Regions from separate parts of the Mus musculus genome. Here region 2 is linked to region 1. The links are chromatin loops, found by intact Hi-C in ENCODE. Cell type or tissue: left cerebral cortex. All regions are shown on one strand. Links, peaks and the distances in the headings refer to the core of each region. The heading gives the core; the rest is flanking DNA.

The links. Hi-C counts contacts between places; a loop is a spot of excess contacts. Peaks named below come from ENCODE experiments on the same cell type or tissue, not always from the same donor. Only the 100,000 strongest peaks of a DNase experiment are listed, where the experiment ranks them.
Region 2: it touches region 1 in a loop (2.5-fold over the local background); 2 of 42 quality-filtered maps call a loop at or near these places.

Annotation. Positions count from the first base shown.
Region 1 is chr1:166,207,305-166,212,017 of GRCm38, forward strand. The region is part of intron 8 of Mael (maelstrom spermatogenic transposon silencer); the gene reads right to left. Among named protein-coding and RNA genes, the nearest start is that of Mael, 29 kb to the right of the region's middle. In left cerebral cortex, for the core only: no CTCF peak of the experiment used is centred there; a DNase peak (open chromatin) is centred at 2,296.
Region 2 is chr1:166,357,544-166,362,256 of GRCm38, forward strand. No RefSeq gene overlaps it. Among named protein-coding and RNA genes, the nearest start is that of Tada1, 19 kb to the right of the region's middle. In left cerebral cortex, for the core only: a CTCF peak has its summit at 2,820 (motif pointing left); a DNase peak (open chromatin) is centred at 2,813.

The sequences.
Region 1 (4,713 bases), core at 1,120-3,619:
AGACACATAGTGAAAAAATAACAAGTCAACGTTAAATAATATATTCAAGTATTAAATAATATACAAAAACTTAAAACCTCAAACCCCCAAACAAAAATGTTTCTAAATCTATGGCTACCCTACTGTCTTAGTCAGGGTTTCTATTCCTGCATCATGACCAAGAAGCAAGTTGGGAAGGAAAGGGTTTATTTAGCTTATACCTTCAAACCACTGTTCATCACCAAAGGAACTCAGGACTAGAACTCAAGCAAGCCAGTAAGTAACATCCCTCCATGGCCTCTGCATCAGTTCCTGCTTCCTGTCCTGCTTGAGTTCCAGTCCTGACTTCAGTAGTATATTCAGTAGTATGGAAAAGTAAGCTGGATAAACCCTTTCCTCCCCAACTTGCTTCTTGGTCATGATGTTTGTGCAGGAATAGAAGCCTGACTAAGACACTACTTAAAGTGGTGCTGTTTAATCTATTTCTACTCACTTATTAATCTTTTTCCACTAAACCATAACAAAACTTCTAAAAACTTGAGTCTCTTGGAGTTAAAAGAAAAAGTACCCAGTACTATTGCCATCAGAAACCAGATCTAGTTTGTGCTATTAAAAAAATGTTAATTATGTGTGTACCCATGTAAGGGAGTGTAGGTGCCTATGGAGCACAGAGGGTAGACTCTCTGGGATTACAGTTACAGGTAGTGTGAGGCGCCCAACATGGGTTCTGGGAACTGAACTCTGATCCTCTGGAAGAGCACTATACGCCATCTCTAGCCCCTCGTACACTGGTTTCAATTTACCTACTGTGTATTTTTTAAGCTCCTGATGCTGCCTCACCACATATACACAGCATAAAGTTATTTACACCCCTTCTTAAAGTCCTGATGACTGCTTCTGCCCCTATGTCAGAATATACTCTTCCTTCCAAGGAAAACTATCAGAATTCGCATCATCCTACAGTTCTCTATGGTCTAGTGAGACTCACTCACTGGCCTTACAGTCCGTGTACATCCTTATTCCAGAATCACTGCTGAGCCTGCTTTCTAATGGAAACGTCCTCTATTTAGCCTATATCACTGCCCACAGAAATTCTGTTTAAAAAAAATAAATCAGACAAAATACCCCATGAAGTATTTCACGGTTTTAAAACCCTTACAGTGACGTAATTTGAAATCAACTTTGTCTCTAGTCTGATCAAACATCATTCTTTGACAGCTTTTTAAGGTTTCTTAGCAGTCCCTCTAGGTAAGAGTCTCGTATGGCCACTCATCTCACTGCTGTTATTGGGAAGGAGACTGAGATTAAGATTATGTCACGCTTGACCACATTACTCACAGAACCTAGTGTCTTATTATACAAGATCTGCTCAAATTTTTATTAAATAAAGAAAGCTTATTTAATTGAACTAAGGATGAAATTCTAAAGTGATGTCACACTATAAAACCTCGTTTCTTAAAACTACTATTGCCAAGGCTTTAAGCTGGAGAATTAAATACATGCATACATTTATTTCTTGTCCCCAAAGTCATTTGAAAATCACAGTCAACTAGATGCACACAGCAAAGAAAAACAACAAGCTTCTATATAACAGCTTAATAACAGTATAGGAATAAATGAGGAATGGTATCTCAAGTCACTGCCTTTGTGACCCACAGAGTAGGCAGGGAAAGAGCTACCTGAAGATCTGCCTATCAGAACTTTCCACAGCATACATGTACACAGACAAATAAACTAAGAAAGGGATGCCTGGAGGTTAGGAGACTGAATTTCTGTTCAAAGATCTGTCATTCTCTAACACCATGCAAGGGAATAAGCGGACTGCTCTTAAATTTAGGATTCTGCTTCCAACTTACCAAACCCTTTTGTTGGTTTCTGCTTCTGCAAAGCCTGACTAGTTGGTAGTTCTCACTAAACAAAGTGGGCCATTTACTTGGTTTTGAAGCCTCATTTCTAAATATAAACATAATTAAGGAGAACCAGACATTCAAAGAAAGTCTGCAGCACCAAAAATGCCATAGAACTTATATTCCCAAACAATGAAATAAACCAAGGAACAAAAGTGAAGAAACAGCTCATGGTGGACTGTGAAGTTAGTTACTGCATGTAACACGGTTTCACTCTTCACCTTACCAGTCTCCATCACGGACACTGACATGACTCATTTGTGTAACGTAGCAACTGTAGGCTGAGGTGCTGACATATCCAAACCCACAGCGCTGCCCAAGCTTTGTTATAGTAATGGCAGAGCTATTAATAAAGGTTCGGCACTGAGTCTTCTTCTCAGTCTGTAAGTGATCTCATCCACACTGTGGCTCATCAGATGCTTCACCAGGGCTCCCACAATATTCTAAACTCGGCTCTTCATGCTTTGTCACTCAGCTTCCATTTTCTCTCCCTAGATTGTAAGCAAGGTCTACTGCTTGTTACTAATCTAAAACCACTTACTCCTGTCTCTACTGTCACCATCCTAGTCCCAAGTCATCTAATGCCAGCTCATCCAATAATCATAGGCTTCACGCCTTCCTTTTATCTCCTTTCAATGCATCTGTAAAAGCCTTAGGCAGCTAATCAGTTTTCTTTCATACTTGGTAAAATTACTGTTTCTAACAAGGTTCTCTTCGTTTATTCTTCCTTCTGCTTCATCTCTTACTTTCATATTACAATTAAATAGTCCTCTTGACCGTTCATTTTATAGTCTCCCTTTCCACACTTATCAGTTGATTGCTTTAGCATTTATTACAACTAAAATGTTAATTTTCTTAAAATTACCTATTGCATGTATCTTTCCTATGTTAGCTTCAGGAAGGTAGAGGTACATGAATTTTGCTATGTGCAAGAAAGATATGCAGTAAATTTTGTTTTGTTTTGATGGGGTTCTGGCTGGCCTGAACTCCCTATATAGATTAGGATAGCTTTGCACTTGTAACAATCCTCCTGCCTCTGACTCTGCTTACTGGGGTTAGAAGTTTGTGTCACTATGTCTGAGTCAGTATTTGCTGATTAAATAATGGCTGTGCTGCAGGCCACAGACTTTGTATATTAACCAAAAGACAATTTGACAAGAAACATTAGAACAAGACAGTTATTAAAATTTAAACATTTGAGCCTCTAAAATAGTATGCCCCTTACTACCTTATTAATTACTAAACTACATTAATTTAAAATGTACCCATTTTTCCTAGACTTTAAGATAATATGTTATCAGCCACTAGCTACTAACTCTTTTAGTAGGAACTTTAGAGCAGTGTTTAAAATTAGTCCTCTTGACCTACATTAGCAGTTTATAACTAGCTTCTATAGTTTATTAGCTCTAAACTCCATCAAAATTTTATTACTTTTGATGTGCTCAGTGACAGGTATAGGCACATGGTTACAGCTTCCTCACTAAGCTGGCTGCGATAAAATGTCATTAGTTTCTCTGAACCAACCCTATAACACAGGCCTCCTCCAAAAATGTCTTACAGTAAAGCTACTTTAAATATTGTTCAACCTGTATTTACTAATTGAACTTATCACTGTATTTCTTCTATTATAAAGACTATAACTTCTTGTATCTCGGGTCTCTCAGAGACCAGTCTGTACAGGAGAGTGCATGGGCTGCTTTAGAAACAACAGAACTTCTTGGACAGGATCCCTTCAGGCCTTCATCTTCAGCCAGGAGGTGGAGCTGAGTTCCAGACCTCTGTGCACCTTCCCTGCCAGAGGAGAGCTTGTCTGCAGAGAGTGCTCTGACCCCTGGAACTCAGGAGAGAGTTGGACTCCCAGGAGTGCTGACAGAGGCTAACAGAATCACAGGAGGAACAAGCTCCAGCCAGAGACAGTTAGAACATCTAACACCAGAGATTACCAAATGGCTAATGGCAAGTGTAAGAATCTTACTAACAGAAACCAAGACCACTTGGTATCATTGGAACCCAGTATTCCCACCACAGCAAGTCCTGGATACCACAACACACCCGAAAAGCAAGGTTTGGATTTAAAATCATATGATACTGGTAGAGGATTTTAAGGACATTAATAACACACTTAAAGAAATAAAGGAGAACACTGCTAAACAGGTAGAAGTACTTAAAGAGGAAGCACAAAAATTCCTTAAAGAATTACAGGAAAACACTGCTAAACGGGTGATGGAATTGAACAAAACCATCCAGGATCTAAAAATGGAAGTAGAAATAATAAAGAAGGCCCAAAGGGAGACAACTCTGGAGATAGAAAACCTAGGAAAGAAGTCAGGAGCCATAGATGTAAGCATCACCAACAGAATACAAGACATGGACGAGAGACTCTCAGGTGCAGAAGATTCCATAGGAAACATGGACACAACAATCAAAGAAAATGCAAAATGCAAAAAGATCCTAACTCAAAACATCCAGGAAATCCAGGACACAATGAAAGACCAAACCTAAGGATAATAGGTATAGATGAGAAGGAAGATTTCCAACTTAAAGGGCCAGGAAATATCTTCAACAAAATTATAGAAGAAAACTTCCCCAATCTAAAGAAAGAGATGCCCATGAAAACATAAGAAACCTACAGAACTCCAAATAGTTTGGACCAGAAAAGAAATTTCTCCTGTCACATAATAATCAAAACACCAAATACACAAAACAAAGAAAGAATATTAAAAGCAGTAAGGGAAAAGGGTCAAGTAACATATAAAGGCAGACCAATCAGAATTACACCTGACTTCTCCCCAGAGACTATGAAAGCCAGAAGATCCTGGGCAGATGT
Region 2 (4,713 bases), core at 1,259-3,758, 150 kb after region 1:
AACTTGCGACCCCAGGAGTTTGGGAAGGACCTCGGATAAAATAGAGGCAAGCATAAAGTTGCCAGGAAGCAGGCACAAGGTAACAAAAGGTTCCTGGTTTTGGGATAAGTTAAGGTTCCTGGCTTTGGGACAAGTTAAGGTTCCCTGTTTGGGGACAAGTTAAGGAACTATGATAACCTCAGTGTAGTGATCAATAGATCCTCGCTGTGTAGTTATGCTTTTTTCTCCCATTGACCCTTTGTGGGTAGGTCTGATAGTTTTGGTCTTGTTTGTTCTGATATATGGACTCTGTTACTGTTTGAAATTGTGTGTAGAGGCAGTCAAGACAGGTCAGAAAATCCTTACAGAGCAACAAGAAAGTATGTCAGAAGAGGAAAAGGGCTTAAAAAGAAAAAGGAAAAAGAAAGGAGACACAGTGTTATCAGGTGGACAGAAAGGACAAAATAAAAGAGCTGAGGCGGAGGAGGAAGGCGAATTAGCTTCTGCGCCTCCTCCCTATGCCTCCTCAGCAGCCACCTGTAGGTGGACCTTCTGTCCGGAGATTTGGAGAGGATCGACCAGATCAGGTGTTGATGTGGGCGAGAGGGTCTGTTTGTGTGTTTCCACAGGACCAGACGGAACCTCTTTGGGTGCTGGAGAGGTTGGTGAGACGCTGCAAGAATGAGGCTCCTGATCCAGTTGCCCCTGTGGATGTGGTGGATGGTCCCACAAGCACAAACGATGGAGCCAAGATGGGAGATCCTTTCAGTGTTCCAGAAGCCGATACCAGCTCGACATGACGTTCACATTTTTCCATGCCTTTTTGATCCCTGAATTTCCCTTAAAGATATAGCCCCTCTGGCCATCTATCCCTTGCTTCAGGGAAGATGAGCGGGGATGAGAGCCCTGGGATGTATGCTTGTTATAGTGTGTGTGTGTTTTGTGTTTGGCACATGTGTTAGGTGCAGAGTGTGCGGCCCGCACTTTCGCCATGGTAGCATAGGCTTTTGCTGCAGTGGAGGCGGGACAATCTCCTCAGATTCGGTTTGCCGCTCTAAAAGAAATTATGCTGCGTTATGCCGTGGGGTGCGAGGCTAAGCACTGCACAGAGGATAGCTTGCTGTTGGCATCCTGTGGAAGGCATGTCTGATTGCATGAAGGTTCAGTGTCCTAGTTCCCTTCCCTCAGGAAAAATGACACGGGAGCTGGCCAAGACCTCTCTGGGTGATGAGCCTAAGGGATGGTTTTGTGTAGGGCCCCTATGCTTGCACACTGGGGATCAGACCTCTACCTTCACCCATGAGGCTTGCTTGCAGCAATTAAGATCTGGCCATAGATTAATCAACATCCTGGCCTTTTGATGCACCTGCCACAAGCAAAACACAATCTCCCCAGGAGTGGCTTGGCATGATTAAGAGGTAGTCAGTGATAAGACTCCCTGGGCATGTCACCAACCTAAGACAGGGATCAAACCAATGCTGTTTGTCACCCAAGGACGGGTAAGGGGCATGGCTGCTGGGGGCTATCTACAGACATTCTCTCTGCCAAAAAAGAAAAAAGGGGGAATTGTGGGGAGCGGGTGTGGCGGCAGTCCCAAAGGCGCCAGGGACTGCAGCTAAGTCATATGACTTGCACCTGACTTCCTCACACAAGACACAAACATCTTGAGTGCTGCGCAGGTGTACCAGGATACAGGTGAATCCAATTTGGTGGAGATTTGCCCCTGCTGCCCTGATTAGCTGAAGCTGCGTGCCTGGTGAGGTGGCGTGGCCTGCTGTGTGTGGATGGGAACTGAGAGTATAAAAGAGTGAGAGGCCCGGGTTAGAGGGAGGATTGTTATTCTAGAGAGGATTGTTATTATTGGGAGATATAAACAAGGGAGATATAAGCAGGGGAGATATAAAAACAAGGGAGATATAAACAGGGGAGATATAAACAAGGGAGATATATAGAGAAAGAAGAAACAGGACTGAATAAACGTGTGCAGAAGGATCCTGTAGCAGCGTCGTTCTTCCTGGCCTGTTGGGGGCGCGCGCGACAGTTGGTGCTGAAACCCGGGAAAAGAAACATCTTCAGGCATGAGCGAAGACCCCCTGCTACAGGGAGGATTCAGAACTGCATCACTGGGAAGGAGCGGTTAATAAAGGTTCCCGTAAAACAGACTGTTGAGAAGGATCTGGCGTGGATTCAGAACTCTTCAGCTGGGGAACGGTACTGATGAAGAGAAAGAAGAAAGATGAAGACTGAATAAACTGCTGTTAGAAGGACTGGTGGTCGCATCGTTCTTGCTGGTCGAGAGCAGGCGCGACACCCCACCTTGTGTCTGTCAGTCATTCTGTAACCCTGGGCAACTAAACGTGATGGAACATAAGAGAACAGAATTTAAATCCAGTGTGGTACAGTTTGGGTTAACGGGAGCAATGCATGGCTCGGGCTTTAGGTAGGCATTCAGTACCTGTTATCATTATTCATGGGCCTGGTGAGAAGGAGCCCTCTCAAAGGTTTCTGCTATTTCCCACCACCATGAGGGACAACATATGTAAGGCCTCCCCTGTCTTCATCACTCAGCTGACTAAAGCCGATTCCAGGTTGTTCCCAAATACAAATAATTGTTTGATTTCTTCCTGCAGAATTCAGTTTTGAGTACAAGTTTAGAAATGTTACTTTTGGAAAGACTAAAAAAAAAAAAATCATCTTTGGATTGTCTGATGTGTCCAAAGGCCAGGGCTTCCTAGAGTCTCAGCTGAGACGCCTGGTGGCCCTTGGAGCCATTTGGCTTCTGAGAGCTATGATTCTGGCTAGCGGCTGAACAGCCTGGAGCAAAGGTGAGGAAGCATCGCCCCCTGGTGGCCGCCGAGCAGCTAGCCTAGTCGGAGCCGTGTGCCTGAAGTCTCCTGTTTATCCAGCACTGGACTGTGGACCAGGAAACGGTTTGTCTCTGCCAGTCCTTTTAGGAAATACCTGCTAACCTCCTAACTCCTGCCTCAGGACAGCTTTTTCTTTTTGGCAGACAATATAATAAACATCGCAGAAGACCTCTGTATAGAAGCAACCCAATTAAAAAAAAAACAAATCATGCAGTAAGGCAATGCGAGATGTAAGACTGACTCCTGTTCTGGGGCAATCCCAGCTCCCAAGGACACAGTAAACTCAGGAGCAGGTGGATGGTAACGCTGGTCGGGGTAATCACAGCTGTGACTCCAGGCAGCAAACTGCCCCACCCCCACCCCGATTTTGGCCAATGAGCCTTGACCAAATCTTGTAAACCTCATTTCCCAGGTTTCTTCCCCAAGGTCAGATTTTCCTTGGGAACACCAGATAGCGATTCATTTTTCTAGGCCAACAAGGGTTTTTTTGGTTTTTTGTTTGTTTGTTTGTTTTGTTTTTGTTTTTGTTTTGTTTTGTTTTTTTCTTCTCTGGGAGGTGATTTTAGAAGCTCATTCTGCTTCCAGCAGAGTCTCCCCACATTACGAGCAATTCCCGTGCCAGTTTGAAAGCTTGGGACATCCCCCAAGCCCCTGCCACAGTGCCAAATGCCTTCTGAATGAGTGGCCATCACCACACAGGGCACGTGTAGCACCTTGTAGCTCCCAGCCACATGGTAAGCAATGCTCACAGTGTTTACTGCTTCCTCCAGATTCCAGTTTTAGCTCGCTGCAAAGGTTGCAGAGGCAGGAAAGGGCTCTTTCCCAACAGGTGCAGTTTAATAACGCACACTTGAAACAGGTTTTTTAAAGGTCTCATAAATATCATTCATTATCACATCCAGGGACAACTTTCCCTTTCCCTGGAGCTCCTGAAGCCATCTGCTCAGCTTCACTGCAGATGGTGGTGTTTTTACTCCCAGGTAGGACCAAGGAGGTGCTGGCTGCCAGGCTCCCATAGTGAGAAGCAGGACAGAAAGATGCTTTTGAGATTGACTTCACAGAATTTGTCTAGGGAGACCAAAGGGTCTGTGCTTACAATTTGTGTATTAATCAGCTTTCTGATACTGCACCAAACACCTCATACTTAAAAGCCAAATATGATTTTTGTCTCACAGTTTTGGAGACATCAGCCCATGCTCACTGGTCCATTACCCTTGGGCTAGCAGGAAAGTTTGACCCCTAATTTATTTTAGGCACATTTAAGCACAGCATAAATTTGGTAAAAAAAAAAAAATTTATTCTGCTGATAATTAACTCAATCCTGTGTCCACAACAAAATATACACATACATACATTTCTTTAAGGAGCAAAGTAAACTAAATACAGATCAGACAGGACTACATTGAAACTCTTTGTAAAATCCATCAAGGCAGGTTCGACAGATTTACCGAGAAAAACAAATTTATGCAAAGGGTCTGGGGAAGGTCCGGTGCTGGAAGAGTCTCTAGCCACACAGTAGAGCCTAGGTCACTAGGGTAGTAAACATGTCTGTTCCTGGCCTTCTGTGTGGATAACAGGTTTTGCTTTCCTTCCCTTGGAGGAACAACCCTGTGTGCTTAACATTACAGACTGTGCTCACACTTTTTCTGTGCCCCCTACAGGAACTGAAGCAGAAACCATGGAGAAATGCTGCTTAAAGCCTTGCTCCTCATGGATTGCTCAGTCTGCTTTCTTATATCCCCCCCAGAAGCACCTGCCCAGGAGTGGCACTATCCACGACAGGCTGGGACCTCCCTCCTATATCAATCATTAATCAAGAAAATGTCGTACAGATATGCCTATAGGCAATCTGATGCAGACATTTTTC